Linked DNA regions of Homo sapiens: regions 1, 3 and 4 are each linked to region 2. A link is a loop called in an ENCODE intact Hi-C map of the cell type or tissue named here. Cell type or tissue: thyroid gland. All regions are shown on one strand. Links, peaks and the distances in the headings refer to the core of each region. The heading gives the core; the rest is flanking DNA.

Region 1 (7,926 bases), core at 1,672-6,671, 630 kb before region 2:
GCTAAAGTAAATTTCTTGTAGAGAGAAAATAGTTGAGTCTTGCTTTTTGCCTTTTAATTGGAGTATTTAGGTTATTGTCACTTAATGTATTATCAATGTGGTTAGATTTATGTCTCTTATCTTTTAAAAAATGTCCTATTTGAAGTAATCAATTACACCTCACTGTTTCAATTTGTAGTGGTTACCCTAGGGTTTATAATATACATTTTTAACTTACCATTGCCTACCTTCAAATAATGTTATACCACTTCCCAGATAGGGTAAGAGCCTTACCACATTGTATGTACATTCCCTCCCATTTTTTGTGCTGCCTTTCCTTTGTTCTAAACTTTATTTGTATGTATGTTATAGGCCACACAATATTTTTACTATTTTTGCTTTAGACAGTCAAATATTTTCTACTTTTCCATACCTTTTGGAGGTATCTTATATGTTTACTGTATCATTTATTTTGTTTGTGTAGATACAAATTTCCAACTCATATCATTTTCCTTCTTCTTGAAGAACATAGAACATGAATATTTCTTCAGTGCAGTACACAGGTCACATTTTTCCTAAGCTTTCATTTCTCTGAAAAAGTCTATTTCATTTTCATTATTGAAAGATATTTTCACTGAATGTAGAATTCTACACTGATAGGGGTTTTTCTTTCTTTCAGTATTAAAAATATTGTTCCATTGTCTTGGGCTCACATAGCTTCTGATGAGAAGTCTGTTGTAATTGATATCTTTGTCCTTCTGTATGTAATGTTCTTCATTCTCTGGATGTCTTTAAGATCTCTTTATCTTCACTTCTTATAAGCTTGACTGTGATACATCAAGGTGTATTTTCTTTTGCATATATCCTGCTTTGTGTTCTCTGGCTTTTTGGGATTTGCAGTTTGTTGTATTTTATTAATGCTGAAGAGGTCATTGCTGAGAAGTTTCTAAATATATCTTCTTCCTTGTTCTCTCTGTCTTCCCTTTCCTGGACTCCAGTTACAGATATTTTAGATCATTGGTTATTGTCTTGGAGTTCTTGAATGCTCTTTTATGTTTTTTGTTTTTTTTTTAATTTCTTCTTTGTGTTTCAGTTGGAAATGTTCCATTGATCTATTTTCCACACTCCCCTCTCCCCTCAAGGCAATAGATCTTTGCTTTAGAAGAGTGAGTAGGGAGCTTTCCAGCTCTTCTGCATCTTGAGGCTATAGTGTCATGAGAGAGGAGAGTTGGAGAAACAGTTGGGCTTTGTTCTTGCAGCCCCTCATAAGGCTCTGTTTCCTGCCCTGCTCTTGATCTTTCTCAGCAGCATCTAGCAGAGATCCAGGGAAAAGAGCTAACAAGAGGGTGTGGAACCCCTTGAGTCTAGGCTTCCCGGGTGTTCCAAACTGTCATGCTAGCCTGTGTCAGCAGCCTTTAAGAGTTGCTACAATTTCACCTGTTTTCCCCTAGCACTTTTAGGGTGATCACCTATTCCTTCCATCTGTGCCCAAGGTAAGACAGTGTGTATGTACTCTGTCTTCAGAGGGGCTTGTCACTTCCTGGAATCTACTTCCCTAGGTTGCCTTGTAGCCTCCGCTTTCAGATGGGCTCAAAACACTTATAATTTCATAGATTATTCAGGTTAAGGTGGGAGCAACAATCTCTTGTGACTTTCTACAGCCTAAGCAGGAAGAGAGCTTCTTGGTATTGGATATTTTTAAAGACTGCCTGGCTAATTGTAAAGTGTGGACAAGCAGGGAATGGTGCCCAATTCAGTTGAACTGAAGAGGAAATCAAAATAGTAGCAACATTACCAATAAAAATATAAACAGGGATGGTTTTGCTGCTGGACAATCACTTTGTTTTTAACTCAGAGACAATTGTCAGTCATGGGAAGCAACTGTATTTCTCTCTGGTAGATGCTACAAAGATGACAGCCCAACTTTTCCAGTTCTTTGTCTATCACCTTTATTGGAAGAGATGCTCCGGGTCCCTGCAGAAGTCAGGCTCTTAAGATTAAGGGATTTGGTCCATTGCCTAAATGCCTTTGAATTATATTGCTTTATCTTTCAAAATCCTTATATTTTAGTTTCCCTAAGTTAGACATATTTGTGATGAGTAAAATGATGACATGTTTAATGGTCTAATTGTAAGATATAGGAAACACCAGTTCTGCCCTTAAACTTCACATAGTTCCAGCACATGGACAAGGACCCCTGAGGGTGAGCAACCTTCATCCAGGGCTTGAACCCAAGAGGCAGCCCTTCTGCATGTGCCCAGGTCAGAGGGCAGGCGGTCCATGCTCCAGCTTCACCCCTGCCCATTTCACGTCCCAACACATGCACTTTTCTGTTGCTCTGCTCTGTTCTGTGTGTCACTGCGACCCATGAAAGTCTCATGGAGACTAGAAGGTGTATGAATACATACTCAACAGTGGTGATCTGATTAAATAGGAGCTCCCATTAATTGGGGGGCCATTGTGGGCACTTCACATGCTCTCTCCCACTCAGTCCTGCAAGGTACATGCTAAAATTCTCATTTTTTTTTTGAGACAGAGTTTCACTCTTGTTGCCCACGCTGGAGTGCAATGGCACAGTCAGCTCACTGCAACCTCTGCCTCCCAGGTTCAAGTGATCCTCCTGCCTCAGCCTCCCAAGTAGCTGGGATTACAGGCACCTGCCACCATGCCCAGCTAATTTTTGTATTTTTAGTAGAGCTGGGGTTTCACCATTTTAGCCAGGCTGGTCTCGAACTCCTGACCTCAGGTGATCTGCCCACCTTGGCCTCCAAAAGTGCTGGGATTACGGGCAAGAGCCACCGGGCCCGGCCTATTCTTACTTGATTGAGCACATTGTGGTCAGAAAGTTTAATTAATTGATGAGTGGTCATGCAGCTGTCCCACGTCATTGATCCAGCATGGTCTGACCCCAGGTCAGATTATATCTGGAGCAGAGATCTGAAGGACACTTTCTCCCATCTCACATGCCAACCCTGAAAGCCCCTACTTCCCCATCCCCAGGCAAATAACTGATGTAGTAGGTTTTAATAGCACCCTTTTACCGAGAAGCCCTGTGGTTCTCTATAGCAAGCATTTCCCTCACCGCAATGAGTAATAAACCCAATTCATTCAACAATGAGTGTGTTCCTGAGGATCTGTGGCTGGAGGATGTGGACACAGGCTTCAATGGCCTGTACTAAATGGTCACCCACAGCCAGGACTTGAGGATGACAGTGGCTGAGGCCACAGGCACCAGGGCAGCCGGGTCTGTTGCAGGACCAAAGGGGTTCAGACATGAAACAACAAGTAATGATAATATTAATAAAAACAAAAGTAGTAAGCATAGAGAAGTTGCACCTCTCTTAAAACACTTTCTTTTATTATATAGACATAGTAAAACTTGTCTGAAGAATGTTTAATATAGAATTCTGTTGCAATGAGTTGAATTGTGGTCCCCCCAAATTTCTACATTGAAGTTCTGAAACCCCGAGTACCTTAGAAAGTGACCTTATTTGGAAATAGAACCTTTGCAGTTGCAATTAGGCAAGATAAGGTCATACCTGAGATAAGGCCCCTAATCCATATGACTGGGGTCCTTATAAAAGGGGGAAACTTGGACTTAGATGCATGGAGAGAAGATATTGTGCCGATCCAGAGAGAATGCCATGGGAACATGGGGATGGCTGCCACAAGCCAGGGGACACCTGGGGACACCAGATGCTGGAGAAGCTGGAACGGATCCTTCCTCGAGGCTTCGGAAGGTGCCAACTATGCCGACACCTTGATTCTACACTGCCAGCTTCTGGCACTGTGGGACCATGGATTTCCACTGTTCTATGCCACCTCATTCATGGTGCTTTGTTACAGCAGCTCCGGCAAACTAACCCACCTTCAGATCCAAGACAGTGTGCACAGCACTCCGGAGGAAAATTCCCAACAAGTCACATATTTTTAAAAATTCATATCAATGAGAAGTTTTACATTATCTTAACAAATATAAAAGCACAGTCATCCTGCAAAATCCGAATGGAAAGACATCTTCCTGATTTAATGATCGCGATTCTTAAATCCGAGTCTTTCACACTGGGATCTTCACATCTGTCCTGAGGGTTTGAGTGCTGTCTCCATGAGAAAGTGAAGTTGCTTGAGTTTGAGGAGCTGCATTGCCACTCTGTGTCCACCAAGGCAGTCAGAGCTGAGCAGAAACTCAGGGTGAATTCCAGATCCCGTAGCCCAGGTTCCATCCCAGCCCCAGCACGGAGTGGGTGACTTAACCTGTGTGTGCCTCAGTTATCCCATCTGTAATGTGGGGCCATTATTAGGCGCTTACCTTATAGAGTGCTGTGGGGATTTTGTCAATATATGTGTGGTTGGCTGAATAACAATACCCCCCACCAAAAGATATTCATGCCCTAATCTCTGGAAACTGTAAATGTGAACTTACAGGTAAAAAGCAACTTTGCAGATGGGATGAAGTTAAGATCTGAAAGAGGAAAGATTATCCCTGGGCCGGGATGCGGCCATGGGTATCCTTATCCGAAGGAGGCAGAGGGAGACTTGGCACATACAGAGGAGAGGGTGAAGCTGAAGCAGAGACAGACCTGAAGATGTGGGTCCTGGAGACTGGAGTGAGGACGGCACCCCTGAGGAACCGGCAGCTGGCAGAAGCTGGAGCAGCCAGGGACAGCTTCTCCCCTGGCGCCACCAGAGGGCGCACGGACCTTGATTTCAGACCTTGATTTCAGATTTCTAGAAGGGAGAGTACTTCTCTGCTGCTTTCAAGCACCCAATGTGTGGTCGTTTCAGCAGCCACAGGAAGAGCTCCTCAGCCTCGACAATATTGCCAGGGTGGGCTGGTGACCCTCTGTGGTGGGGGTCACCTCGTGCACTGCAGGGTGTCTCACAGCACCCCATCTCCACTCGATAGATGCCAGGGGCGCGCCCACCTTGTGTGATAACCAAAAATGTCTCCAGACGCTGCCAGTTGTCCCCTAGGGGGGCAGAATCACCCCAAGTTGAGAAGCGAGTGTGAGGACAGCCCTGGGGCTTGGCGAGCACGCAGTGTAACCAGGGGCTAGTTTTCATCATCTCCCTTTCTCTTAGTGCTGAGACAAAGCTGAACACTGTTCCTTCGCACATCGCCCCCAAAGACCTCCTGGGTCAGAGGGGACTGAGGGGACCCCACCTGTGAGGACATCATGGGCAGGGAAAAGGAGAGAGACTGAGGTGGCCTGAATGTAAACCCCAGTTCCTCTGGAATACTCTTTTCCCTAAGAAAAATAAATTTGAATTTGGTATTCTACAAAAATATTACAGCTGTATTTGCACGTGGATACAAAGTATTCCTTTAAGTCCTTGGATCATGTCCACTCCGTGACACTGCCACCCAGCGCAGCGCCTTGGTGTGGGAGCTCGGTCCCCTCTTGGGCACCACGGGACACAGGGCTGCTGTGTGGGTGGAGCAGGAGGTCAGGATCAGTGCAGGAACTCAGCAGGCCTCCAACGCCAGAGGCAGCCATCATCATCCACACTGAGGAAGATGCACTATTTCAACCCAAAGACTAAACCACAGGCCCATGTGATGTCGGGAAGTGGTCACTTCTTTTTTTTTTTTTTTTTTGGAGAGGGAGTCTCACTGTGTTGCCCAGGCTGGAGTGCAGTGGCGCAATCTCAGCTCACTGCAATCTCCACCTCCCAGGTTCAAGAGATTCTCCTGCCTCAGCCTCCCGAGCAGCTGGGATTACAGGCATGCACCACCACGCCCAGCTGATTTTTGTATTTTTAGTAGAGACGGGGGTTTCACCATGTTGGCCAGGCTGGTCTCGAACTCCTGACCTCAAGTGATCCATCTGCCTCGGCCTCCTAAAGTGCTGGGATTACAGGCGTGAGCCACTGCACCTGGCCACTCCTCTTCTTTAGAGTCCAGTTGGCAGCGCTTCCCGGCAGATCCAGAGTTCCCAGAGGAGGAAGGGGATTGCGTGTTTTGAGGAGAGTGAGTCACGCCCGTCTAAATGAGGTCAGGAAATGATTGCGGGAGAAGAGCATTCGTGTACACAGAGGACACGCAGGCCTCCACGACCCGCGTGCTGAATTCGGAGACGGCAGTCCCCTCCAAAGGCCTGGTGTCCCTGCAGCTGCCCAGGCTGGTGGGTGAGCAGGGGTGCACAACGATCCCCCCATACCACAAGCACCTCCCAGGTCATGATCCCTCACCCTCTCTGTGTCGAGGGACACAGCAATTGGGGAGCACTGGGTTCTTGGGGGTTCAAGATCTCAGTGCAGGTAATTTTTTAAAATTCTCCTTTTATGCCTTCCTATCTCCGTGCCTTGTCCTATAAAATGTGAGAAGCGGCCTCACCCCTGTGCTTCTAGAGACATGTACACACAGCGGTGTCTGAGGGCTGTCACACAGTAGTGTCACGACAGATTGGATGGTCCATTATTTGAACAGTGGCTCATGCCATCTGTGGGTATATCTGTACCCCAACACAGGACTCGGACAAAGGGGGAGCCCATATGTGAAAGCGGAGGGCCTGAAGAGGATGGATGCAAAGAAAGCGCCATTCAAAGAAGCTGGGAGAAAGTTCTAAACTTTCTGAATGAGGAGGGAATTGCTGTTTGGTTGGAGGTAGCCAGGTGGAGGGTAAGCACTTGAGAGGAAAGCCCCCAGGCCTCTTCCCCAGGAGCAAGAAAAACTGCTTCTGCATGGTGGTGCTGAGGGCTCTGAGCTGTTTCCCCCAGGGAGAGGGCTTGCCCTGGGCTGGGTTTCTCGGACCCTGAAAGCCAGAGCCTGGTTGGAGTGATGCCCCAGGAGCTGCCTGGATGAGACCTGTCTGTCCCCGTGGTCCCCAATCTCCAAGCCCTTTTCTCAGCCATTAGAAACATCATCAATCTCCAAACTTCCCAGGGCAAGGTATCCTCAGAGTAATGCTCACTTTGTGTCTTATCTAGATTTCCAGAGGGAAGAAGACCAATTCCCCAAACTTAACATATGAGAGCTTAAGACACCACTCTCTGGATATTTGAGTGTAGGAGACAGTAGCCTTGTATTAGACTTTGCCTAGTCCAGATTTTGGTTCATGGATGACCATATCTGAACTGGCAAATAATTCATCAAGGGTGGGGCATGGTGAGTCAGCCCACAGTGCGCGGGACCCCGGTGGTACCAGCTGCCGCAGTACAGCATTCACCCTAAGACGCTTCCTTCTGGTACAGAGACCTCCTGGAGGGGTGGCGGGTCCACCAGCCATTCCTTCCACACACATGGGTCTTGGACAGCAGCTTTTTAACAGGCTGTACCTCAGAACCACCTGCAGACCTTTAAATAATCTGATGCTCAGCCCCATTCCATTCACTTAGGTCAGGATCTCTGGCAACATGAGTATATTCTCAAACACACCCCACATGAGGTTCCTGAGTGGCCAGATTGGAGAACCACTGGTCTAATGAGACAGCCTCCTCTGGCATAGGGAACGGCAGAATCATGGAATTTCAGAGGATAGAATGTGGGAGGGAGCGAGGGAAGAAGGCGGGCAAGGCGCTGGCATGGAGCAGCATGGAGCTGGTTTGAGAACAAGAAGAAGGAGAATATCAACAGCAAAGATACTAACATCCAGAAATGTCCAGAATAGTCGTGCTGCCGTGTAATTGCTTTGCACTGTGAATTGTGGATGTGATTATGTTTCTTTTTTTTTTTTTTAGATAGAGTCTTGCTTGCTCTGTCACCCAGGCTGGAGTGCAGTGGTGTGATCTCGGCTCACCGCAACCTCCGCCTCCCAGTTTCAAGCAATTCTTGTGCCTCAGCCTCCCAAGTAGCTGGGACTACAGGTGCACACCACCATGCCTGGCTAATTTTTTTGTATTTTTAGTGGAGACGGGGTTTCACCATGTTGGCCAGGCTGGTCTCAAACCCCTGACCTCAGGTGATCTGCTCCCCTCGGCCTCCCAAAGTGCTGGGATTATAGGCGT
Region 2 (7,926 bases), core at 1,712-6,711:
ATTAGGGAACAAAACAAAAGAGACCCAAAGCTCAGGATCTAAGATGGAGGACTGGAACTAAGATAGAGGGCAGGCCAGGAACTAAGATGGAAGGCAGGCCAGCAGCAAAGATAGAGGGCAGGCCAGGAGCAAAGATAGAAGGCAGGCCAGGAGCTAAGATGGAGGGCAGGCCAGGAGCTAAGATAGAAGGCAGGCCAGAAGCTAAGATGGAGGGCAGGCCAGGAGCTAAGATGTAAGGCTAGAGCTAAGACGGGGGCCAGCCCAAGAGCTAAGATGGAGGGTTGGAGCTAAGATGGAGGATGAAAGCACTAAGGTGAAAGCACTCTGTAGTACATAAGGATCTGGCTGCAAACTACACTTTCCCATCTAACTCTCAAAACACTAATCCTAGACATAGAAGATTTCTAAGGTTAGGTGGGAAATATTGGGCCCATCTTCCTAAGAGAATTTTAGTCTTGAAAGATCCTGGAAGGCATAGTTTGGCTCCAGAGAGTGCACAATGAAAGAAAGAAGTTGGCAAAAGGCAGTTCTCAGCACCACTCTTGGGCCAGGCCTCTGCAGCCCCTCCTGGAAGCAAGACTGCCTCCTCAGCATGGCCAGTAACCCTCTGGGCTGTGCCTCCTGGAGAAAGGCCTCATTCAGTCCCATGACTGACAAGTTATCAACAGGGAGGTCTACCCTATCAACAGGGAGGTCTATCCTGTGACTAGCAAAGGTTCAGTCACTGCTGTTTGTGCAGAAATTTTCAGCCTCAGAGTGGCATGAAAATCTGAATGGCTGTGCCTGTCAAATGTTGCTTGTTTTGACCCCAGCAGATCCTTCTAGGTTTTCTGCAGTTTAATTATCAGCACTCATGACACTTTTAGGTAACCTCTGATTTGGTGTGCTCAACTGGGCTGGAAGACTCTTAGCAGGTTGTTGAAGTCTTTTGGTTGACAATCTTTCCATCTTTCCTTATTTATTCCCTGTGTAATCGCTTAGCAGAGACTGCCCACTCTTGTTAACTTCCTGGGTTTGTTTTGATTCCATCAAGGGAGTAGCAGTGTCTCATACTTTTGTCTTCCCCACGGGGAAGGGCACATATTTGGCACTCAATACATGTATATCGAATGAATGAACAAATGAAAATGCCCGAATTGAGGCAAACTCACCGACCAGGCAAGGATTCGTCCTTCTAAGGGGCGTGGCAGACACGTGAGCAGCTACTGCAAGCTTAGAGATGCTACTAGACAGACAAAAAGGAGTAAGGCTATTTCGACCTTCAAGTTAACCAAAAAATTAGGAAATAACTTATCAGTGAGAAAAAATGGGTACATGTGCTAGTCCCTGTGTACCAAGGACTGGGCAGGATTCCATGCTTTTGCCAAGTTGGACATAACCTACAGATGAGTAAACCTCAGACCTGCCAATAGTCAAACATTTGAAAAATTAATTTGTGACAACTGTTTTCACTTGGAACCATGATGGATTTAACTGTTTTCTTAAATTAGGCATGTCATTTTATGCTAAATTTCCACTAAACATTTCCCAACAACATTTCTTTCTTCCTGAAGAACCACCGTGACCCCTAACTCCCTGACAATTCCAAAATGTCACAGAAGGCCCATTTTATAAACATATTTGTGAATGAGTTCCTTTTCATAGCTATTAGATCAGCAATTATTTTCCCCAACACTGGCCCCTAATCAGCCATTTTGCTAAGTCTCAAAGCAACACAAATTTAGCTCAAATCAATTAGCAACACATTTCTAACTCTTGGTGCTTGGGGAGAGTCTGAACTCCTCCTGATGGGATGAGGCTAACGCCTTGAGAATGAACTGAGAGGCAGGTCAGCCCAGGAAGCCACTTCTGCCTTTGTGGTTGTGCTTTACAAGAAGGCCAAAATGTGGGAGAATGGGGTCCAACCACAACAAATTAGGATGAAATTTTGATTTTATTTTTTTTCTCTTGAGCTGATGAATGAAGCCCAGGACATAGAAAGGCAGCTGACGGAATATTTTCCCCACCAATGCCAGGAAGCTGAAGGTCTGCTCTTGTGATTTGCATCTGGCTGTGATGTTCTCTCTCTGCCCCCCACCCTCACCCCAGCACAGAGCAATCAACCTTGTCCCTGTTCTCCTCTGGCTGAATTCCCCCCTTTTCTCTTCCCCTCACCTTTCCTTGCTGAACAGAATTGTCTTCCCTCTCTAATGAACATAACCCAAGAGAATAAAACTTGTTTTTCAAAGTGGGGAGGGGGAATGGGAGGAAGAAAGGAAGGAAGGGAGGAAGGAAGGAAAAAGAAAAAAAGAAAACAATGCCTACAGTGGGTCTGGCTGGAACCCAATTCTCAAGGACATCGATTTGTAAAATTCAAAGGTTTCCCCAACATCAAAGATCTATACTTAACTTATAGGATGCTCACTTTTAACCTTAGGGTTTGCTTTGTTTTGTTCTGGATAATTATCAAATTTAAAAATTTATGATTTTTTTTTTTAAAGAACTAGAAGGTTCTCTGTGTGCCAGACTTTCTAAAACAAAACAAAACCACTTAGTGGGATAAGGCATGTGAAAACACTTGTGCTCCATGAAGTGTGCTACATGCAGTGTGTTCCTAACTTTAAAATAAAACAAAAATTGGACCATCGTTTTAGAATCAGGAGGTAAACACTTGGGAAAGCAATAAGAGGTGAGAGGGCAGTGGTCAGAGCTCAGAGGGTGGTGGTGGCCCCCGTCTTGGCACACAAGAGAGGCCTCTGTCCCAGCTCTTCTGGTTGGCACTTGAACGAACAAGGGACCTCATGGGGCAGTGAGATGGGGAGGAGAGGATGCCCCAGCCTGGATTGTGAACCTGCCTCTCCTCCCCGTACTCCTGTCCGGTCTAGCCAGCCTGGCCCCTCAGCTGTGCCAGCCACACCCTCCTTGGCAGCGCTCCACCCCCTGCCTGGTAGAAGGATAATCACTTGCAACCTGATCCTCTCCTCTGTTCTGGACTAGAAGTTCCTAGAGGGCAAGGACCCCATTTGGTGCTTAGAGCTAAACTTGGCAAAGGCACTCTTTTCTTTTTTCTTTTCTTCTCTTTTTTCTTTTCCTTTCTTTTCTTTTCTCCCCCTCCCTCCTCCCTCCCTTCCTTCTTCCTTCCTTCTCTCTTTCCTTTCCCTCTTTTTTCCTCCTCTCTCTCCCTTTTAATTTTTTTGGTTTTTTTTTTGTTGTTTGTTTTTTTTTTTTTTTTCGACGGAGTATCATTCTTGTTGCCCAGGATGGAGTGCAATGGCACAATCTCGGCTCACTGCAAACCCTGCCTCCCGGGTTCAAGCGATTCTCCTGTCTCAGCCTCCCGAGTAGCTAGAATTACAGGCATGCGCCACCATGCCCAGCTAATTTTGTATTTTTAGTAGAGATGATGTTTCTCCATGTTAGTCAGGCTGGTCTTGAACTCCTGACCTCAGGTGATCTGCCCACCTCGGCCTCCCAAAGTGCTGGGATTACAGGCGTGAACCACTGCTCCCTTTCAAATTTTTAAATTTAATCTCTATTTACTTCTTTCCTTCCGTTTGCACCTTAATTTCTCTTTGTCTCTCTCTTTCAACAATAAACAACTGGCCAAAGGGAATTGGTTTTAATTTCTGAGTCGTTCACAAGGACCCCGGGATTTCAAAAGATCAGAGAAGGAAAAACAAAGGGAGGGAACCTCAATTCTTTCCCTGCTCTTCCCCGCTAGCGAAAGGACTGAACAAGTGAAAGAACTGTGGAAGGACGATGGCGAACATGGAAGAGCTCTAAGGAAACTGTCCTGTAGTGTGTGTTTGTGGAGCAGGGGGATTAATATGAAACTGCACACCATGATTCATGCCCTCTCAAAACTATGCATACACCTGAGTAAAGAACAGGGGGAGATAATGATCAGTAAAATCACAGCAGGGTGAGGGTAGGCTGGGGGGATTTCCTGTAATATTATGATGTCATTTTAACAATAAATACAACTAGAAGAAAAGGCGCCCGGCCAAGTGTGGGATGTGGGTTCCATGTCATGTGGGAAGCGAAAGTGGGCAGTTGGGCCCCAGAAGGGAGAGTTCTAAGAGGGTGTGGTTCCCTCTAAGGGAGGGATTTGTGCGTCTGGCGCAGGGAGAAGACTGACCAAGAAAGCCACCAAATAAACAGACCAAACCCCCAACCACCCCTCCCCTGAGAAAAGCACAGAATGGCTGTATTGGTGTTAAAAGTAAGGTCCCCGGGACCCAAGACAGGATGAGAGCCCCAACCAAAACACCCTGGAAACATGGGGCTTTTTTTCCATTTGGGCATCCTACATTTCATCTAGAGAATTCCAAGATCCCAATTTCTGAGAGCAGACCCAGCCATTCTGAGCTCTCTGCTGACCTCTGGTGGGGAGGAGCTCCCATGGCCCAGGAAAGGTTGGAAAGAGGCAGCCACCTGCCCTGGCCTCCTCTGTTCCCCACGGTCTACAGGGTCACCTGCCCTCAGCCACCACTCAGGGCTAGAAGTCAGGGACTGTGAGGAGGAGAAAGTGCAAGAAAAGCTTTAAAGAATCCTCAGAGGAATATGGGCATAAGAGAATCATGTTGTAGGAAAGTTATCAAGTAAAAGAAAATTTTTTAAATAGATGGGTGGGAGGGACGTTTACCTTAAATCAACCCTGTGTATTCAGTTTCTTTAACTTTACAATCTTAAGAGAGAGGGGAGAAAGAATGTGTATATGAATGGGGTATGGAGGGTAAATTTGATCAGAAAGAAATAAATTCCCATTGGAGGACTTTGTAGGTCCTTGTGTGGGAGGCCTGTGTGGCCCTTCTCAAATAGATGACCTCATCATTTTCCAGCTGCTGGGTGGGGTGGTGCAGGGGGCAGAAATGGAAGGGAATGGCAACGGTACCTGTTCTTGGAACCAAGGAATTTGACCCAGACACCATCGGACCCAGCTTCCCCTCCCGTGGAAACGAGGCCTAAAGAAGCCAGAAGTGGCCTGCCCCAAGGCAGTGCTGAGCCTGAGATGGACAGTAGGGGTCCCATCCTTAGAGAGGACACCTTCGCTAGTGAGAATGCCCCAGTGTGCCGTGAAGCACTGAGAAGTGGAGAGGGGTTGAGGAGGGGAAGAACTTAAAACTAGCCCTGAGGTCTCAGAGATCCTGAAAAACACAATGATACTTGCATGAATGGAAAAGCAATGATGTATCCCTAGCAAGTCCCTTCTCTGTAAACAATCATTGACCATGCACCTCAAATTCTACTTCATCTCTCCATATTGTCTTAAATGCTAACTTCTCCAGGTAGGCCCCTTAGATTTCCCTGGTGGAAACTGGAGCTCTGCTCACCTATGAACCTCTTTTCTAGCCCTTGATTGAGGTGTGAAAGAGTTTACCACCAAACTCTGCTCCCACAAAGATTCTCCCGGTGATTGGGACCCAGAAACTATTAATTATTTACCAAAGGACAACAGAGGGCCCTACCATTTGATTTCCTATACAATCTGCCATTTTGGAACAGACATTTAAAAAAATTTGTGTTGGATAGGGGGTTGGCATACCTCATCTATTGAAACTTTATAAGATAATTAAATAAGTTTTAAAGTGAGAAAGACATCCCTCCTGTTTTTTCAATTGAGAAAAACTAGAACCAGGGATTTGTCCAAGATCTCAGGACCAGTTCCCAGGAGAACCGGGGCACCAGGGCGGTGAATCTGGAGGTTACCTGATCGTGTGCTTTCCTGCCTTGGCTAAGATCTTCAGATCCACTCGTTAAAAGTTGCCGGGATTTGTCCTTAGATGTCAATTGCTCAACTGAAACCTTTTAAAAACATTCCTCAGCCTTAGGGGCAGGGGCCGTGTCCTTGGGAAGGAGGATTTAGGGAGGGGGATGCGGGTTCTGCCTTAGGCGCCGGCGCAAGGGTGAATTTTTGAAAGCCAGGCTGTCAATCGTAAAAGCCGAGCGCCATCTGCCAGCCGGTTCTGAGTAGCCTTGCTTTCTTTCATTGTTTCCACTTCCCAGCCCTGAATAATTTGTGTTCTCATTTATTTCCCTCCAAAAAAAAGGTAGTTCCTGCTCAGAAAGTCCCCCCAAAATAAGAACCCCATTTAAAAATAAATCTTAGAAGAGAGTGAGAGAGCGAGAAAACAAAGGAAAAGTGAGAAAGAAATTCGAGAACTCCTTAGGAGGCTGCTTTCCGTTCTCCCCTTTCTGGATTGTGAAACTTCTGAGAAAATGAGAGATGAGCCCCCTTTCTTCAACTAAGGCAGCCCTAATGGTCTTGCTTCTTCTTTCTGACCTCTCACCTTCTTGTGGCGAGCAGATGCCCCACTTTGAGCCTGCCTTAACATCTGAAATCAGACCCTAACTCTGGGGAATCAAGATTGCAGGGCCAGAAAAAAAAAAAAAGCTGGCTGCGGTGGTTCACGCCTGTAATCCCAGCACTTTGGGAGGCCAAGGTGGGCGGATCATCTGAAGTCAGGAGTTGGAGACCAGCCTGGCTAACATGGTGAAACCCCATCTCTACTAAAAAGACAAATATTGGCAGGGCACGGTGGCTCACGCCTGTAATCCCAGCACTTTGGGAGGCTGAGGCAGGGGGATCACCTGAGATCGGGAGTTTGAGACCAGCCTGACCAACATGGAGAACCCCATCACTACTAAAAATACATAATTAGCTATGTGTGGTGGCGTGCGCCTGTAGTACCAGCTACTCAGGAAGCTGAGGCAGGAGAATTGCTTGAACCTGGGAGGTGGAGGTTGCAGTGAGCCAAGATCATGCCACTTCACTCCAGCCTGGGTGACAGAGCAAGACTCCATCTCAAAAAAAAAAAAAAAAGAAAGAAAGAAACAGGAGAGGTGTCCACTATCTGCTATATGTTAGCTTAAGTCTGAGGCTGAGATGCCTGCAAGCCTTTTGGATTCATCCCTGGCACCTGAGTTCCAAGTCTCAATCTCAAGCCTCCTTTCTCAAGCTGTCCCTGTCCTGCCCCCATCTTGTGTCTTGACTTTCTCATACATAAAGCTGAACACAGAGATACCCTCTGCTTCTTCCCTGACAACTCATCAAATTTAAGGTGCTCTCCTGACCATGGCAGGACCCCAGGAATACTTGGCAGAATCATTCCTAAATGGGGCCTTGTCAATACTTTCAAGAATCAAACTTTAGCCTTTTCCCGATGTCAGCTTGGCAAATTCATGGAATCCTAGAATAAAGTTCTATAATCAACCAAGGTCCCAGGAATGAGAACCCCCAACTTCTAACCCAGTGCTGTTTGTACTATTCTAGGACCCTCCCAAAGAGCTGGAGCTCCTCTGCCCACTGCCTCCCCCATCAGATCAGACCTATGGTAGAAGACAGCAAGGAGTAAACGCTGTAAGCTCACAAACACCAAACTGCCCTAGGATGAACGATTTCGTAAGAGCGCTCCAGAATGACTGGATCCCATCAGGAACATTTCCAAAGACTCCCACTCAGAAAGGGGAGCCCTCCTGGGAGTGTCCATCCTAAAACCCACACTGGCCATTTGTTTTGCAAAACAAAATGATCTAATGTGCTTCCTTTTAGCAGCTAAAAATGCTTAATTATAAATAGCTAGAAGTTTTCTGGCAATCCAACTTTTAAAAATTTTCCCCTAACGTCTGGCATTTGTTTTTGGGTTCTGCCCTGAGTCTTCTAAGCATTTGCTTGGAAAGATGTTGCACTTTCGCAGGCAAAATTTCAAAATCAACATTCAAGAAGCTTGCCTTTGGTAATTTCTAGGATTCTGCAGTAAGGAGGTTTTATAGTTAGGGGACACTTTGCTTAGCTGAACTTGTGACATAAAAAGCTAGTCTTCAGACAAGTTTTGATTTCAAATGATACTTTAAATTTTACATGTCTGATATATAATTTATCAAACTACCAATATATTTCTACACCTTCCCCTAAAGAAATCCTGATAGTAAAAGCTAAAGTGTTGA
Region 3 (7,926 bases), core at 1,989-6,988, 550 kb before region 2:
CCTGTCTTCCCATATAATGTAGACTAAAACTAGGGATAATACACCGAATAGTTAAGAAGATCCCTATGGTAGATCATTTTAAACATGTAATTATAAACGTCACTCTAAGAATTTTATAATTTAGATGTAATTGTTCCAGTCCTAAAACTTTTTTGTTCTATGAAATAATTTTTTATTTAAAACATTTTAAACACAGAAAAGTTAAAAGATAATAAAACAAACACCTGTGAATCCTTAACTGAAATTTGACAGCTGTTAACATTTCTTCATATTGTTCCAAGTATTATTTTAAACTAGAGAAATAGAATTTTCAGATCAAGAAAAGTTGATGCTATTTATGATCTAACTTTGGACCACCACTCAAAATCAACCTCTGCCATGAACTTAAATATCTCTCTGTGTGTGTATACACACACATACATATGTATATATAATGTGTATATATACATACATATGTACGTATGTAGTCCAAATAACACAGGGTAGTGGAGAGCAAATATTTTTCTGTAAATGGCCCACTGAGAAACATTTTCAGCTTTGCGGACCATATGGTCTCTGTTGCAGCTACTCAGCTCTGCCACTGTGTGTGAAAGCAGCCACATACGATATGTAAACAAATGGGTATGGATGTGTGCCAATAAAACTTTATTTACAAAAACGAGCACCGGATGGTACTTTGCCAGCTCCCATTATAGAACATCATTTTGTGTGTGTGTTTAAATTTATATCAACAGAGCTGCAGTTCATTCATCTTAACTGCGAATTAGAGTTCCCTCTATGCAATATCTCATTTAGCCAGTCCTTTATTGATGAGCATTTAGTTTCCACTGATATTTTTAAAAGACCCTTAACATAACCAAACAGGTGAGCTGAACTTGACATAGTCTAGCTGGATTGGAACTACACCCATAAACTCTTAAGTTGTTTCATGTAAATTCAAGCTGTGGAGGACTTGGTGGGAATGTGATGAGCTTGAACTTGAATGTGGACATCATTGCATATTGTCCACCAAATTCTGGCAAGAACTAAAACTTCCCCCTTTAGTTATCCAGATCATTCTCTCCATCTCTGTTTCTTCATTTGCCTTGAAGATTTGGCAGAGTGCTTGCCCCAGATAGGTGGGTTATAGGTGGGTTCTGGCCAAGAATCTGAGGTTACAGACTCCAACACCTTAGAGCGGCAGGCAGGAGGAAATGAGGATGGATGTGGGCTGGGGTTGACTGTCAATGGAAAAGCACCTGCTCTATCCAGCCATGTCTTACTATGAGCACCACAGCCATTGTTGACAGATTTAACTTTTCCAGAGAAGCTGTGTATCTGGATTGTAACATGAATTCTCTCCATTTTCAAATGCAACTAATTCAGTGCAAGGAAGGAAGGGGGGAAGGAAGGAAGGAAGAGAAGAAGGAAGGAAGGAGCTGGAGGTAGGGAGGTAGGGAGGGAGGGATCACTTTGGCATCCTATGGAACATATCTGGCCCTGGTTTTCAAACTCCAGAGGAGAATAGGAACAAGGAATTGTCATGTAGAAGTCACAGAAAAGCTACTTCTTCTGGAAGGGATCTCAGGGAAGGAAGCCTTGGTTCGGCACCTGTTCCCACCCCGTCTACCTGGGCAGGCCTATAAGCCTCACAGCTGAGCCACCAGCTTCCTGTCCATCAAGCGTGGCTGAGGATCCTCATGATGCTGTCCGATTGACAAAGATGGGGAAGCTTTGGACAAAGCAGAAAATAGGTGTTATTATCATTATCCTATAATACCTCTGAAACCTAATGTAAGGCTTTTTCTTCCAACAAAGCCCCATCTGCTTCGTTTTAGGGTGTGAGCTCGTTAGTGCCTGCTACCACATGTTGACAGGACGCAGATTCCTTCGTTAATTCCACTAGGCCGTATTCCTGGAGCATGTTGAGTGCACGACTTGTTATGGATCCAAGAAAGACGCTCCTTGGCTTTCTTGTAAGATGTTTATTAAAGCAAGTCCTGCCCTTTCCCCAACCTCCAATAAGTTACTTCTTCTCATCTCCCTACTGCCCTCCTCAATTCGGAGAAAATATTTTTGCAATAATTTCCCACCATTTGTCCTTGTTTATTTTTAATTTCATTGCGGTCCCGGCCGGCTGTGCAGTCCAGCCGTCTTCCCAGCCTTTTACGAGCATCGTTTTACGTATTTCTACCAACATCCAAAAAATGAAACAAATCCTCGTATAGAATGCCGGGCTTCCCAACAGCTGGGAGGAGGTGTTTTCCTGCATGATTTCTCGCTGCTCTGAAGGCTTCTTGAAGAAGCTGGGGCTGTCTGGGGGTGACCACGAGCAGAAAAAGCCTAGGATATGTCCCTTTCCTCACAGCTGACCAGAACAGTTTCTTCCAAGGATCCTGGATACATAGCCCAAGCAGGAAGGACAGCAACCTTCCAGAAAGACCCAGGTGGACTCACCACAAGGCTAATCACAACCTAATGCTAGAAAAGCAGAGAGCTGGAACATGTCACAGCCTCGATGGGCAGACTAAAATCTTCCTGTCCCACCACTGCGACCATCTCCTTCCAGAACCCCAGGCCCTGCCTCCCTCCTCTTGTTTCTCTGTCAGCTGCTCCTCTCAGAGTCCTTATAGACCAACTGGATAGATCAGGATGAAAAGTAAACTCACAGAGAAATAAACTTGCCAGAATAGTTATCCCAGTGTCAAAAACTAAGGAGATGCCACTTTCCAGTTACAGGCCTGGCTCTGGCTTAGGAAGGGCAAGAGAGAAGTGAATCACGTAGGACAGAAAGAGTGGTGGAATAGCCATGCCAACCTCTTTCTCTCACAGTTTCGCTGTTTGTGGCTCTCCAGGGCTGGGAAGCTACCAGGGAAGAGCATGATGTGAAAGCCAGCCAGGTGGGGCTTTTCATTCCGTCTGCAGTGTCATCCCGAGTCATGTCAAACGGGAGAGGACGGTCACAGACTCCGAACTGGCATTTCACCCAGCACATGCCAACCCTTTAGTTGAGGTGGTGCAAGGCTGCAGGACTTGACAACCCCAGATCTAAGCCCCATCTGTGACATCGGCTGGGTGGCCATGGGGCAAGTGACTTCTTTCACCTCTTGAGTCTTCAGTTTCCTCCTCTGTAAAACAAGAATATTAATAGTGTCCACTTCAAAGGTGATCGTGAGCAGGGGGCTGACCCAGCGATGAAAGAGAAAGGAATGAATGAGTCTGAACACTGCCCTGGTGAGAGCTGCTGCTGCTGCTGCTGCTACTGTTAGAATCCAGGGCACTAAATGACTTGCTCTGTCATGGGGGGAGCTGGAGGCAAAGCCTGGACTCTAACCTGGATCTGCAGACGTCCAAAGCAGGCTCATGGGGCTAGGATGTTCATGGAGCCCCTCCTGCACAAATCAAGGTCCATCCAGGGGATGGTCTGGATAGACGGTCTCCACGCCTACTCCAAGGAACCCATCCTGAGTTGGGATGAGACAGGGAGACGAAGAATTCTTCCCCACAAAGATAACACCAGATGTGAGGTCAGGAAACATGACCGGGTGAAGGGAAGAAGTGTGCCTGGAGCGTCTCTCTAGAACCCAGAGTCACCTTGGCCCTCCGTCACTCATCAGCTCTCCATGGCTCTGCCTACAGAACAAAGCCTGAATGGCCCAAGGCAGGGTTTGCTCTCTGCCCTGCACAGTGCTTGGCATATAGTGGGTGCCCAGTGGATGTGGGTGGAAGGAATGAACAAATGACATTCTCTGGGTGGCTTTCAAGACCCCCAGCATCTACTCAAACTTGTCTCCACTTCACCTTGGCTACAACCACAGGACACTCCTCCCCAGTGCCTGCTCTTTTGGGGAGCATCTCCCCTACCTAAGACCTTCAGCCACTCTTTGCACTGGACCACACCAGTGGCTGCCATCTCTCTCCTTCCCTGAAATCTACAAGTGGTGTTGTCCAGCGCCTTTATTTGGGATTATACTCTCCATGATTCTGCACGATCCCAGGGCCCCAAATATGTAGACACCCTGTCCCAGATTGCTATGACTACCACGACCCCAGGCACAGTAAAGAACCCTCTTCTCCAGAATCCAAGTGTACTTTTCCCTCTTTGAACATATTTTGGGAGGATTCTGTCATTGGGACCCTCTTTAACCTACACTGTCATTCTTTCTCTCATTTTCTCACCATCTTCGGCATTTCTATTTACAAGATTTTCTTCTCTTCTCTCATCAGTTACCCAATTCCTGGCGGTTCTGGCAATATCTTGACTGTACTGGAAGCCCGCTGGTCAAGATCAAGCTACCTTTAGGAACCCTGTTGGCTCCTAGTTCCTACCACACAATAAGCATGCTCTGAAACACAAACAGGAGGCTGCAAGAGCAACAGGGAACAGCAAGGAATGAGGCGCAATCATTCCATGGACAACTTCATGGTTATCCTTGGACTGAGTTCTGCCACGTCTCAGCATCTGAGGCCATCTGCAGAGCATTTGATGGAAAAAGGATAGGCGGTCTCTGAAACCTTCAGACAAGAGGCGCCGTCCAAATCATTTGTGACTTTTATTCTTCAATGTTTAATTGTACCTCCTCTGGGATAATATGGCCAATTTTTGAAAAACAACCATAGCAATAAATTTCCCATAATTTACTGCCAGATTAATAGTTTTGTAGTCAAGCTATTATTGTTTTAATAAGAAGAGAAAAAGAAAAACATGTGAAGAGGCTCTGTATGTTCCAGGGTGAGCTCATCAAGGCAGCCCGCTGGACATGCTGGGCAGGGAAAGCAGCCAGCGTGCCCCAGATGGTGGGGCCCTGGGGTCTCACGGGGAGGGGAGACAGGACCCTCGGCTGGGTGTTTGCCATCTACCCCTCACCCCACCAGGAGCAGCCTGAGCACAGGGGTCTCTGAGCTGCCTGGGTAAGACTCTCTAGATAGGTAAAGGAGAAATTTATTCTGCCCATGAAGGCAGGTAACATGGTCTTCCGGGAAACTCTACCTGCCTTTGTGTCACTCTTGGACAAGGACATTAGCCAGTGACACATCCATGATTTTGCCTCCTCTAGAACTGGGCAAGGGTTCCTAGTGGCAGGGTGGGGACAGGGTGGGCTCTGAGCCATTGGTTGGCAAAACATTGCTCCTCTGATGGCTTTATCTGGTGTCTCATGGCTTCTTCTCATCTCAGGCTTCACAACCATCATACTAACACAGCACCTTGAAAATTCAAAGACACAGCAATCCACAGAAAGACATACACGGAACCGTAAAAGCATCTTGCTGGCCTGGCGCAGTGACTCACACCTGTAATCCCAGCACTTTGGGAGGCTGAGACAGGTGGATCATCTGAGGTTGGGAGCTTGAGACCAACCTGGCCAACAGGGTGAAACCCCGTCTCTACTAAAAATACAAAAATTAGCAGGGCATGGTGGCATGCATCTGTAATCCCAGCTACTCAGGAAGCTGAGGCAGGGAAATTGTTTGAAGCTGGGAGGTGGAGGTTGCAGTGAGCCAAGATCGTGCCACTGCACTCCAGCCTGGGTGACAGAGTGAGACTCCATAAAAAAAAAAAAACAAAAAAAAAACACCTCTTGCTAAGTAAAAGAAGCCAGTTTGAAAAGTCCACATGCTGTGTGAGTCCAACTAGATGACATTCTGGAAAATTCAAAACTATAGAGACGTCAAAAGATCGGTGGTTGTTAGGAGTTCAAGGGGGAGGGAGGGACGAACAGGTGGAGCTCAGGAGATGTTTAGGGCAGTGAAATGACTCTGTATGATCCTGTAATTGAGGGCACGTGACATTATACATTTGTCAAAACCCATAGAATGTACACCACCAAGAGTCAACCCTCTTATGAACTTTAACTGATAATAATGCATCAATATTGGTTCATCAACTGTAACAAGTGTAGCATGCTAAGGCAAGATGTTAATGAAAATAGGATTATTGGGGGAGGGGTATGGGGCATGTGTGGGAACTCTCTGTGCTTTCTGTTCAATTTTTCCCTAAATGTAAAACTGCTCTAAAAAACCCAATCCTAGGGAATGTGCTTTGAAGCAAGATTCATCGCTGTCCCTTCCACTTCCCTGTGAGTAGCTCTTGTCTGGATCACCATCACCCCAACATCCCAGCCATGGGCCTCACTGGCTCTGCAGAATGCAATCATTCCCCAACCCTCTGAATCCATCTCCACCTGCTCTCTCCATCCTGTGACTTCTCCAGTTCAGGCACCACCCTCTCCTATCAGGCATTGTATTTTACCTCCTAGTGGGCCTTCAACTTTCCTGCTTTGGTCTAGAACAGTAGGAGCCTGCTCAGAACCCACCAAGCACAGGCCTTGCCAACTACTTGCCAGGCACACGGGGCTCTTCATGGTGGGGCCGCATGTGCCCACCCGCGCCTCTCCCTGGGGTGCCCAGCTCTGCTTCTCTCCTATGGCCCTCACAGATGCCCCTGCCCTCCCAGCCCGAAGCTCTGGCACCAAGCATGACGTATCACACACCATTTAGGTGACCACCTCTCTCCACAGATAGTGAGCTCCGATAATGCCTAGGTCTGGTCACTTTCACATTCCGGCCCTGACCCCCTACTCCCTGAACCTTGGGGATTGGCAATAAGTCCCACTGCAGTATTTGTTGGATGAAGTGCAATTGGCCATCATCAAACCTAACATTCTAGACCCATGGAGTAGCCGAATCTCCGTGCTCCTCACCCAGAGGACAATTTGTACACTGGCGCCAGTGGCTTAGAAAGCTACGTTAAGCATCTTTGCAATTCCGCCACGGTTTGCTCCTCTGAGAACATATTTAATTACTGGAATGTACATCTCATCTCTCATTCCTCCTTCCCCGGCCCTCCCATCCCATGATTAATGTGAATCTGTCTCGCTGTAAAATAACCACGTCTCACTCTAATTAAGTTCTGGTTGTTTCTAACCTGGGTTTGAATGTTCAGCTTAAGAATTTCTCTGTAGCTTTCTAGCGATCCAATGGTGGGATCTCTTCATAATTGTATTAATGTTTCAAATGTAGGCTTTAATAAAGAGAGATTTGTTTTTAAAAATCATTCACCCTAAGAACAGGCAAAGTGTTCTATGGTGATACAGGTCAGAATGGTGCTGGGGAGGTTCTGGTGGAAAGGAGGCACACAGGAGCCTCTGGATCACAGACGTACTGTTCACTTTGATTGGAGTCTATGTGGAGGGCTGAATAACAGCCCCAAAGATGTCCATGTCTTAAATCTAAACCCTGAACCTGTAGGCATGTCACCTTACATGACAACAGGGACTTTTCAGATGTGATTAGGTTAAGGATCTTGATATGGGGAGATCCTCCTGGATTATCCGGGTGGGCCCAATGTCATCACAAGGAGCCTTATAAGATGGACACAGGAGGATCAGAGAGAGAGGAGCATTTAAGGATGCTACACTGCTGGCTTGGAAGATGGAGGATGGGACCATGAGCCAAGGAATGCAGGTGGCCCCTGGATCCTGGAAAAGGCAGGGAAACAGATTCATCCCTAAAGCCTCTGCAGGCATGCACTCCTGCTGACACCTTGATTTTAAGACTTCTGACGCCAGAACTAACAACAAATACATTTGTGTTGCTTCAAGCCACTAAGTTTGTAATTTTTAACAGCAGCATTAGGAAACTAACCCAGAGTATCTATATGTAAAAACACACTGACATACACACTTAAGATTCTCACAATTTGCTGCATGTCAGGTCAGATCTTGACTTCAGCGCTACTGGCCCTACAGGCCAGGTGACTCTGTTGTAGGGGGCTGTCCCATGCATTGGACGGTGTTTAGCAGCGTCCTGGGCCTATATCCACTAGATGCCAGGAGCACCCAACTTCCCACCCAATTGTGACAACCAAAAATGTCTCCCGATGTTGCCACGTGTTTTCTGGAGGGCAAACCACCTCCCTTGGTTGTGAACCAGTGCCATATGAGTATT
Region 4 (7,926 bases), core at 1,935-6,934, 220 kb before region 2:
GGTATAACTGATGATATAGTGTTTGCGAACCATTTTGAGTGCAGAAGGTGATACAGCCTGGGTCCTTGGAAACAGGGGCTGAGTGTCCCCCACTGTCGAGACATTACAGAGACCTTGTGAAAACAAGGTCAAATAAAACTGGCCCAGCCCCTGAAGAGATGGCAATCTAGTGTGGACGACAGACATGTAAACAGATCATTTCAATGTGATGTGGTAAATGACATGAACACCAAGACCCAGCTGCGTGAGGAAGCATCGCACGCTGCCAATTTTTTTATCCCGTACACTCAGAAAGACTTAAAAGCACGTGACTTGAGCATCAAGGTGTTTCTATTTACTGTTTTGCCAACACAGATCACGAACTTCTCAGTGTAAGATTTGGAGGCTATTCTCCCTGTCACCTACTGACTGTGTCCTGATGATCTTATAAGAATCCCACATTTCTTCTTGAGGCCTATTCTGTGAAACCTCCCTCCATGTATCAGTTCTATGGATCAGGCTCTTCTAAGTTTTAGAAATCTAGACCAATTCAACCTAGCTCAAATAAAGGGTTCAAATAATGCCTGAACCCCCTCTGCAGGATGGAGGCAGCACAAGAACATCTGGTTTTGACAAGAAACTGAGCAACTCCATGGCAGAACATGGAACTTTGGGGTGGAGGGTAGATGTTCATAAGCAGGGGCAGGTGGTCAGAGCGAAGTCAAATTTCAGTTTCCTTTGTCTTTTTTTCTTAGACAGAGTCTGACTCTGTCACCCAGGCTGGAGTGCAGTGGCACTATTGGGGCTCACTGCAGCATCTGCCTCCCGAGTTCAAGCCATCCTCCCACCTCAGCCTCCCGAGTATCTGGGACGATAGGCACACGCCACCACATCCAGCTAATTTTTTTATTTTTTGTAGAGATGGGGTCTCTCTATGTTGCCCAGGCTGGTCTTGAACTCCTGAGCTCAAGTGATCCTCTAGCCTCAGCCTCCCAAAGAGCTGGAATTACAGGTGTGAGCCAACACGCCCAGCCTCCTTTGTCTGTTGAAACACCAGAAAAATCATTAGTCCTGTTTTGTCTTTAGAAAAAAACACTGTGAAAGAAATAGTTCTGCCTATGCCCTAGATGTATGAAGAATGCATGTGGAACAATTTGATGGAATGTATTTTACAGTGGAATCTGCCTCTGCATTCGTACCAGAGTGAATCTTCTTGGAGAATCATCAGGAGAGAAGAGCCGGCTTCAGTGCTTCCTGCTGGCACTCCAAGTCTGTACAGCTGAAACAAGTGTTACCCTTGCAGCTGGGTCCCAGGAAAGAGTAAATTCAAACTATAAAATGTCAATACTCTTCAAGCTGCACAGGGTCAATACAAATACTACAATGGTGCATCATTGATCTAGTATTTGTTAGTTAGGTTTTCCACAGTAGTTAATTATTTTAGAAAATTAAAAATTAGTTTAATAACAAAACTTAACAAGTAATTAGCACTGGGAGGGAATTAACTTCAAAAGGGCCCAAGAGAACCTTTTTGTGGTGGTGCAAATATTACATCTTGACTCTGGCGGCTGCATATCTATATATATTTGCCAAAAGTCATGCTGCTGAATCCTTTGAAAGGGTAAATGTTATTATATGTAAATAAACCTTAATAAACCTGACTTTTACAAAAGGCAAAAAGTAATTATGACATTATCAAAAAAGTGAAAAGACAATCCACGAAAAAAAAATATTTGCAAGTCATATATTTGATAAGGATCTAGTATCCAGAATATATAAAGTACTCTTACAACTCAACAACAAAAATACAAACAATTTTAAAATGCACAAAAATTAATCCTTCTTCAATAAGTTAAACACAGAATTATCATATGACCCAGCCATTACACTCTTAGATACATAGCCAAAATGGTTGAAAACAGGTATTCAAACAAAAACTTGTGCGTGAATGTTCATATCAACACTATTCACAATAGGCAAAAGGTGCAAACAGCCCAAATGTCCATCAACTGATGATCATAAACAAATTGTGATATGTGCATACAATGGAATAGTAATCAGCCGTGAAAAGGAATGAACCACTGACACAGGCTATAACTAAGTGGAACAAGCCAGACACAAAATGTCACGTGTTGTACAATTTTATTTATATGAAATATTTGGAATACATAAATCCATAGAGACAGGATGCAGATTGGTAGTTTCCAGCCTGGAAGGAGGAGGAATGAGGGGTAATTGTTTATTGGTACAGGGTTTCTTTTGGGGTTGATGAATATGTGAAAGCAGAAAGAGCGGTGTTTGTATGACATTGAGCATGCACTAAATGTCACTGAATTGTTCACTTTAAAATGGTTATTTTATGTTGTGTGAATTTCACTTTAATAATAACTGTTTAAGGGAAAAGTTAATTCACTGATAGAGGTATTTCTAAAATGTATTGTACTGCCCCCAGCATTCTTTCTTGTAGTGTAAGGTCAGTGATACATTAAAGACCATGCATTGACGCATTGGGAATCTCTTTTGGAGCCCAGCTCCAGAAGGGTATGAGCTGCCAGATCAGGTCATCAATAGCTATGTTTGCCTGAGGACTCATAAGGCCTCTTGGGAGAAACAGTAAGAGGAACTTTGAAGACTCACAGACCTTTGGGACCAGATTCCCCAACTCCTTACCCTGTCTGTGAAACTCATAAGACAAGCCACTTCCCCGGAGCTTGGAAGGCTGTATGTTCCTCTGCACTGACCATGCCTCTAGGTTGTGATTTAAATTGCAACTGTTGTGGTCCTAGGTGGCACCCTTTAAATGCCCTCTGAGCCAGGCCCTGGGAATTTGTTGCCAGTAACTTGATAAAAAGAAGTAAAAAAAAAAAAAAAGACTTTAAAAACTCCATCTACTGTGAGGCAAATGATAAAGCTCTGTGAGCACTACAAAGTCAGATTGTCCAAGGCAGACTGAGACAAATGTTTTGACTGTTAGGAAGAAAACCAATCCTCAGCGCTGGACATGGTACACCCAGAGAAATGAGGAGAACAGACACAGACGAAAGATGGACAACACGGGTCCCTCTTCGCTATTTGAGGCAGTGAGGACACATGCATCTCAGAACCAAGCCATCAAAGGCTTAGCAAAGTGGGAAGACACCAGGGGCCACCAAAAGATCAGGGTGTGTGACTGGCATCCAACAGGAAAGCAGGAGGACCTGGGAGAGTGGACTTTAGGCCCAGGACCCGGTGAGCATCCCCAGTGATGGTCATTGCCCTCTTTGCCCTTGACCTTGGCTTCCCCAATGTATCACTCATGACAGGCTTTCCCCAAAAAGTGTCAGTTGCTATCAACCTGGAAGGAGAATGCCTGGTTTTGCACCTTGGAGCTCCACTTGACTGTGAATGTTGAACTAGGATGAAGGCTTGGAAAAATGAAAATCCAAGTTAGAGGTATCCCAGGACTGGAAGGGAACACTCGTCCTTTGTCAGAATAAATGAAGATTCAGAAGGATTTTTACCATTGAAAGATGAACTGAGGCCGGGCACAGTGGTTCATACCTGTAATCCCAGCACTTTGGGAGGCTGAGGTGGGTGGATCTCCTGAGGTCAGGAGTTTGAGGCCAGCCTGGCCAACATGGTGAAACCCCGTCTCTACTAAAAATGCAAAAATCAGGCAAGTGTGGTGGTGCACCCCTGTAATCCCAACTACTCGAGAGGCTGAGGTGGGAGAATTGCTTGAACCTGGGAGGCAGAGGCTGCAGTGAACCAAGATCGTGCCACTGCACTCCAGCCTGGGTGACAGAGCGAGACCCCGTCTCAAAAAAAAAGAAAAAAAGAAAAAGAAAATGAAAGATGAACTGAAATTAGGAAGAAATTTAACAGGCATGAACATAAAACCCTGGATCTCTGTTATTTGTTTTAATACAATAAAGGATAACAGAAACTTGATAAAGGGTATGAAGCACCCACTATGTGCCAGACATTCCACAGGCATTATCTCAACTCATGTTTATAAACTCAGCTTGCAAAAGTGGCAGTTAGGGAAGTTGGAGCCTGAGGAGGTCAAGCCATTGGCTCAAGGTCACATACTCTGAGGATGAAGAAAAGAGACACTAGATTCCCAGAACTCTAATATACATCCTCTGGTTTTCCATAAACAGTTCTTCGGGGAATAAATCTTAACCTAAGCACAAATTCATATGAAAAAGATCCAGGGCTGCACTTGACTATAGGTTTTACAAAACTTTGTAGCTTGAAAGCTATATTAATTAAAATACAGGTTCCTAAATCTAAGGGACATAACCATCCCACTGGGATGGATCTGTTGGATCATTGGCAAGGAACTGAAAGCCTCAGAGTTGATTAATCAGTTTCAGGATCTCTCCAAACACGGCAAAGAATCTTTACCAATCCAGGAATCTTAACCAAGAACAACCCCTAGGGAAAGCTTAGAAACAAGGCGCCCCCTGGTGGTCCTTCTGACCGGGGCGATGCATGGGTTCAGAGCATTCTCCCAGCCTATGAGATGCTCCAAGCCATTCATTTTACCTCTATTTTTAAATTTTGTTTTGATCACTGCAATTATTTTCCTCTTAACTCTTATTACCTATATCTTGTATTTTAGAGAACATTTATTATGTATTTATTTACAGTTGCATCCCAAATTTATAAACTGGTAGAATTCGCCTGTAAAATTGAAAGTTCAGCTCTCTACCATGAGATGTTGTCTTCTCATTAAAAAAAAAAAAAAAAAGTCAAGCAATACAGGCACATCTCCCACTCAGTATAGAACTTTCTGAACTTAATTACCACTGTCAGGATGCCTTTGACAAGAAATGTTTACTTCACAGAAAAGAGGGCGAATGCATTCCGAGCAAGGTTAATCGTTTTTTGTGAGAGCCTAAGTTGTCCTAGCAGCCTGAGGGTAGTCTTCAGCTTTGAATAAGTGTCTCATTATTTATATTACCCATTTTTTGTCCTGTTTATTCTCCGCCTCGTTTATTTTTGTGAAAATAACTTGCAGAGTATTTAGTTCTGATGAGTGATTTTGCTTATTTGTTTTTGAGCATTAATCAGCCACAAGTTCTAAAATAAACACCTAATTTATTTTGACTGTAACAAAGCAAAGAGAAACAAAATTAATTAATCTGCCAATTCGCTATCACGGTGGATATTAAAGTACATATAAATCATCACAATTCTGAATGATTCTACAAGCCAGAGGTTGGCAAGCTTTTCTGTAAAGGGCCAGAGAGAAAATATTTGAGATTCTGGGGCCAGAAGATCCTGCCGCAGTGACTAGACTCTGCTGGTACAACACAAAAGCAGCCAGAGCCAATATGTAAATAAGTGGGCATGGCTGTGTTTCAATAAAACTTTATTTACAAAACAAACCAGCGTGCCAGATTTGGCTTGTGGGCCATAGTTTGGTAACCCCTACAATACTGAACAGTAAATCTCCATCAGTGCCTTCCATTTTGGAAAACACTTCTGGAATTCACATGCTAAGAATGGCTAGTAGTAATACGGAGTTCACAATTCCGTTCTTACTATACGAGTATTTATGTGATATTTTCTGGATTATTAAGGAATATTTATAAAGAAATGTATGAAATCTTTAAATTGTGATTGCATCTGAATAAGTCATATCAGTTACATACCTTGTCACATGGTACACAAGTCACCTTTACAAATCAATAGCAAAACTCTACCAGCCCATTTTTTAAAATTACTATCTGCCTAACTTCCTAACAGACACTAAAATGAATACAAACAGCATTCTCTACTCACAGTAATTCACGCTGTCCCAGGCATACAGTCTGGTTGTTATTTCAAAGTTTTAGACCAGTACATATTTTTTGTTTTTTCTTTCTAAAGTCTCTTTTTCTATGTAAAACCTCCTTTAAAACCATATGGATTTTATTAGAAGGATTATAACCTTTCTGGCTGATATATGCTTACATTATTTGCATTTAATTTAATTGGAGTTTTGAAGGAAGTGCTGTAAAATCAAATTCAGTGTTTTTATATCATTTGATATTTGTTTCCTATTTTTGCAGCACCAGTAATCAAGGGTCTTATCTTTGAAAGCAGTTTACATAACCATGTTTTGATGTTTTCAAAACTTGTCTAGAAAATAAGACCCCCTAAAATCACGATTTGTGTCTTCAAAGTTTTCCTTTGTTAATTTTTAGGTTAATGGATATTTAGCTGAATCTTTCTTTATGTAGAAGATTTTGTTTGAAACTGTACTTTGTCCTCATGATAAATTGGAATGTCTTAATTTTGAACTTATGTCCTACTGAGTGACCTAATTTCTTTATGAATCTCACGGATGGAGCAGGCAAGTAATCTTGAGTATCAAGCAGATTCATTTTTAAATGCAATTATGCATTCATTCTGCCCCAGAAAAGTTTCATCCTAACTAATCTTTGACCTGACAGCTGAGGGTGGCACAGCAACACCACTGAAAGTCTAGAAGACACAGGTGCACAGCATTTTGTTCCTAGGGTTACCTTTTTTCAGCAACTAATTGTATTTCACTGGAGGAAATTTTTAAATGAAGCAAATAGGGGGAAATAGTGATTTTTCTCCATACATGAATAAAAGTTAATGTTATGAGGCATTTCACACTTTTCTTTTATGTTAAAATTTTATTCTCTGCATATGTTTGTAACTTATAAAACTGCTTGTGTGCCCCGTGTATGTCCTAGAAGAAAGAAAGGGTTCTGGAACCTACTGTCTTTTCATCTCTACCTGGCAAGTACTATTTGAGTTTCTAGAATGAAAATAGGAAAATTGATTAGTCCATTCAGTATTCCAAAGAAAATCTGAAAGAAAGGTTAAAATCTAATAAGAAGCTGGCATTTGTCTTTAGGTCTTGTTTATGTCTCAGTGCCCAGAATCAAAAAAGGCTATGGGTTCTCAGCAGAGACGCAATGATGTTGGCCATAGAGGACACCGTCAGATCAAACCCTATCAGTCCATTTCCTTTGCTTCTTAGCCCATTAGAGCAAAGATTTTTAATTTTCTTTTGAAATGCCTTGAAGTTATAGAGTAAGACAAAACAAAATATTGCCTGAACAGGAGCATTAAATTTTTTTTTTCTTTTTTTGAGACAGAGTCTCACTCTGTCACCAGGCTGGATCGCAATAGCACGATCTCGGCTCACTGCAACCTCCACCTCCTGGGTTCAAATGATTCTCCTGCCTCAGCCTCCTGAGTAGCTTGGGACTACAGGCACGTGGCACCATACCCAGCTAATTTTTGTATTTTTAGTAGAGACGGGGTTTCACCATATTGACCAGGATGGTCTTGATCTCTTGACCTCATGATCCACCCACCTTGGCCTCCCAAAGTGCTGGGATTACAGGCGTGAGGCAAAAAAATATATTTTTTTGAGACAGGGTCTCACTCTGTTGCCCAGGCTAGAGAGGCTGAGTGGCCCAACTGGTTTCATAATTCTCATTACAGAGAAAATCCAAGTATTTCTAATCCTCATAATGAAAAGCATTTCATAAACCTCATTTTTTTTGTTGTTTTTTTGAGACAGGGTCTCACTCTGTTGCCCAGGCTGGAGTGCAGCAATGTGACCAAGGGTCACTGCAGCCTCGACCTCCTGGGCTCAAGCGATTCTCCTGTCTCACCCTTCCCAAATGCTGGGATTAAAAGCATGAGCCACCATACCCAGCCCAAAAACATTTTAATGGGGCACTGAAACAAGGGTAACTAGTTCATTAAAAAAAAATAGTATGGAACCCGGTTTGAGTGTACAGCTGCAAATCCACATGTTCGAGCCAGCTGGACAGCTTCTCCAGGCCACATTCTCTGCCAAGAACAGCCGGGAACCCCTGCCAAGGACTCAACCCTCTTCTCCCTGGGCGGGTGTTGGTTTTGGCTCAGATTCGGTCCCACCTAGACAGTTTCCAGCATTGCAGGTGAAGCAATTAACTGTAAATTTTTTTT

What was found. A loop is a pair of places that touch in the nucleus more often than their neighbours do. Peaks named below come from ENCODE experiments on the same cell type or tissue, not always from the same donor. Only the 100,000 strongest peaks of a DNase experiment are listed, where the experiment ranks them.
Region 1: it touches region 2 in a loop (5-fold over the local background); 46 of 110 quality-filtered maps call a loop at or near these places.
Region 3: a loop joins it to region 2, with 5 times the contacts of the local background. A loop is called at or near these places in 60 of 110 quality-filtered maps.
Region 4: it touches region 2 in a loop (6-fold over the local background); 41 of 110 quality-filtered maps call a loop at or near these places.

The regions. Positions count from the first base shown.
Region 1 is chr20:59,492,831-59,500,756 of GRCh38, reverse strand. No RefSeq gene overlaps it. Among named protein-coding and RNA genes, the nearest start is that of PHACTR3, 110 kb to the left of the region's middle. RefSeq lists enhancers at 4,562-4,611, 4,349-4,849. In thyroid gland, for the core only: a CTCF peak has its summit at 4,648 (motif pointing right); a DNase peak (open chromatin) is centred at 4,666.
Region 2 is chr20:58,866,899-58,874,824 of GRCh38, reverse strand. It overlaps LOC101927932 (a long non-coding RNA gene), which reads left to right. Exons shown (of 5, transcript NR_126334.1): 4 at 7,253-7,339. It also overlaps a transcript of GNAS not described here. Among named protein-coding and RNA genes, the nearest start is that of GNAS, 21 kb to the left of the region's middle. In thyroid gland, for the core only: CTCF peaks have their summits at 4,368 (motif pointing left) and 5,932; DNase peaks (open chromatin) are centred at 2,754, 3,981, 4,384 and 5,896; H3K27ac peaks cover 3,713 bases.
Region 3 is chr20:59,413,998-59,421,923 of GRCh38, reverse strand. No RefSeq gene overlaps it. Among named protein-coding and RNA genes, the nearest start is that of EDN3, 120 kb to the right of the region's middle. In thyroid gland, for the core only: no CTCF peak of the experiment used is centred there; no DNase peak of the experiment used is centred there.
Region 4 is chr20:59,084,524-59,092,449 of GRCh38, reverse strand. No RefSeq gene overlaps it. Among named protein-coding and RNA genes, the nearest start is that of SLMO2-ATP5E, 46 kb to the right of the region's middle. In thyroid gland, for the core only: a CTCF peak has its summit at 4,437 (motif pointing left); a DNase peak (open chromatin) is centred at 4,439.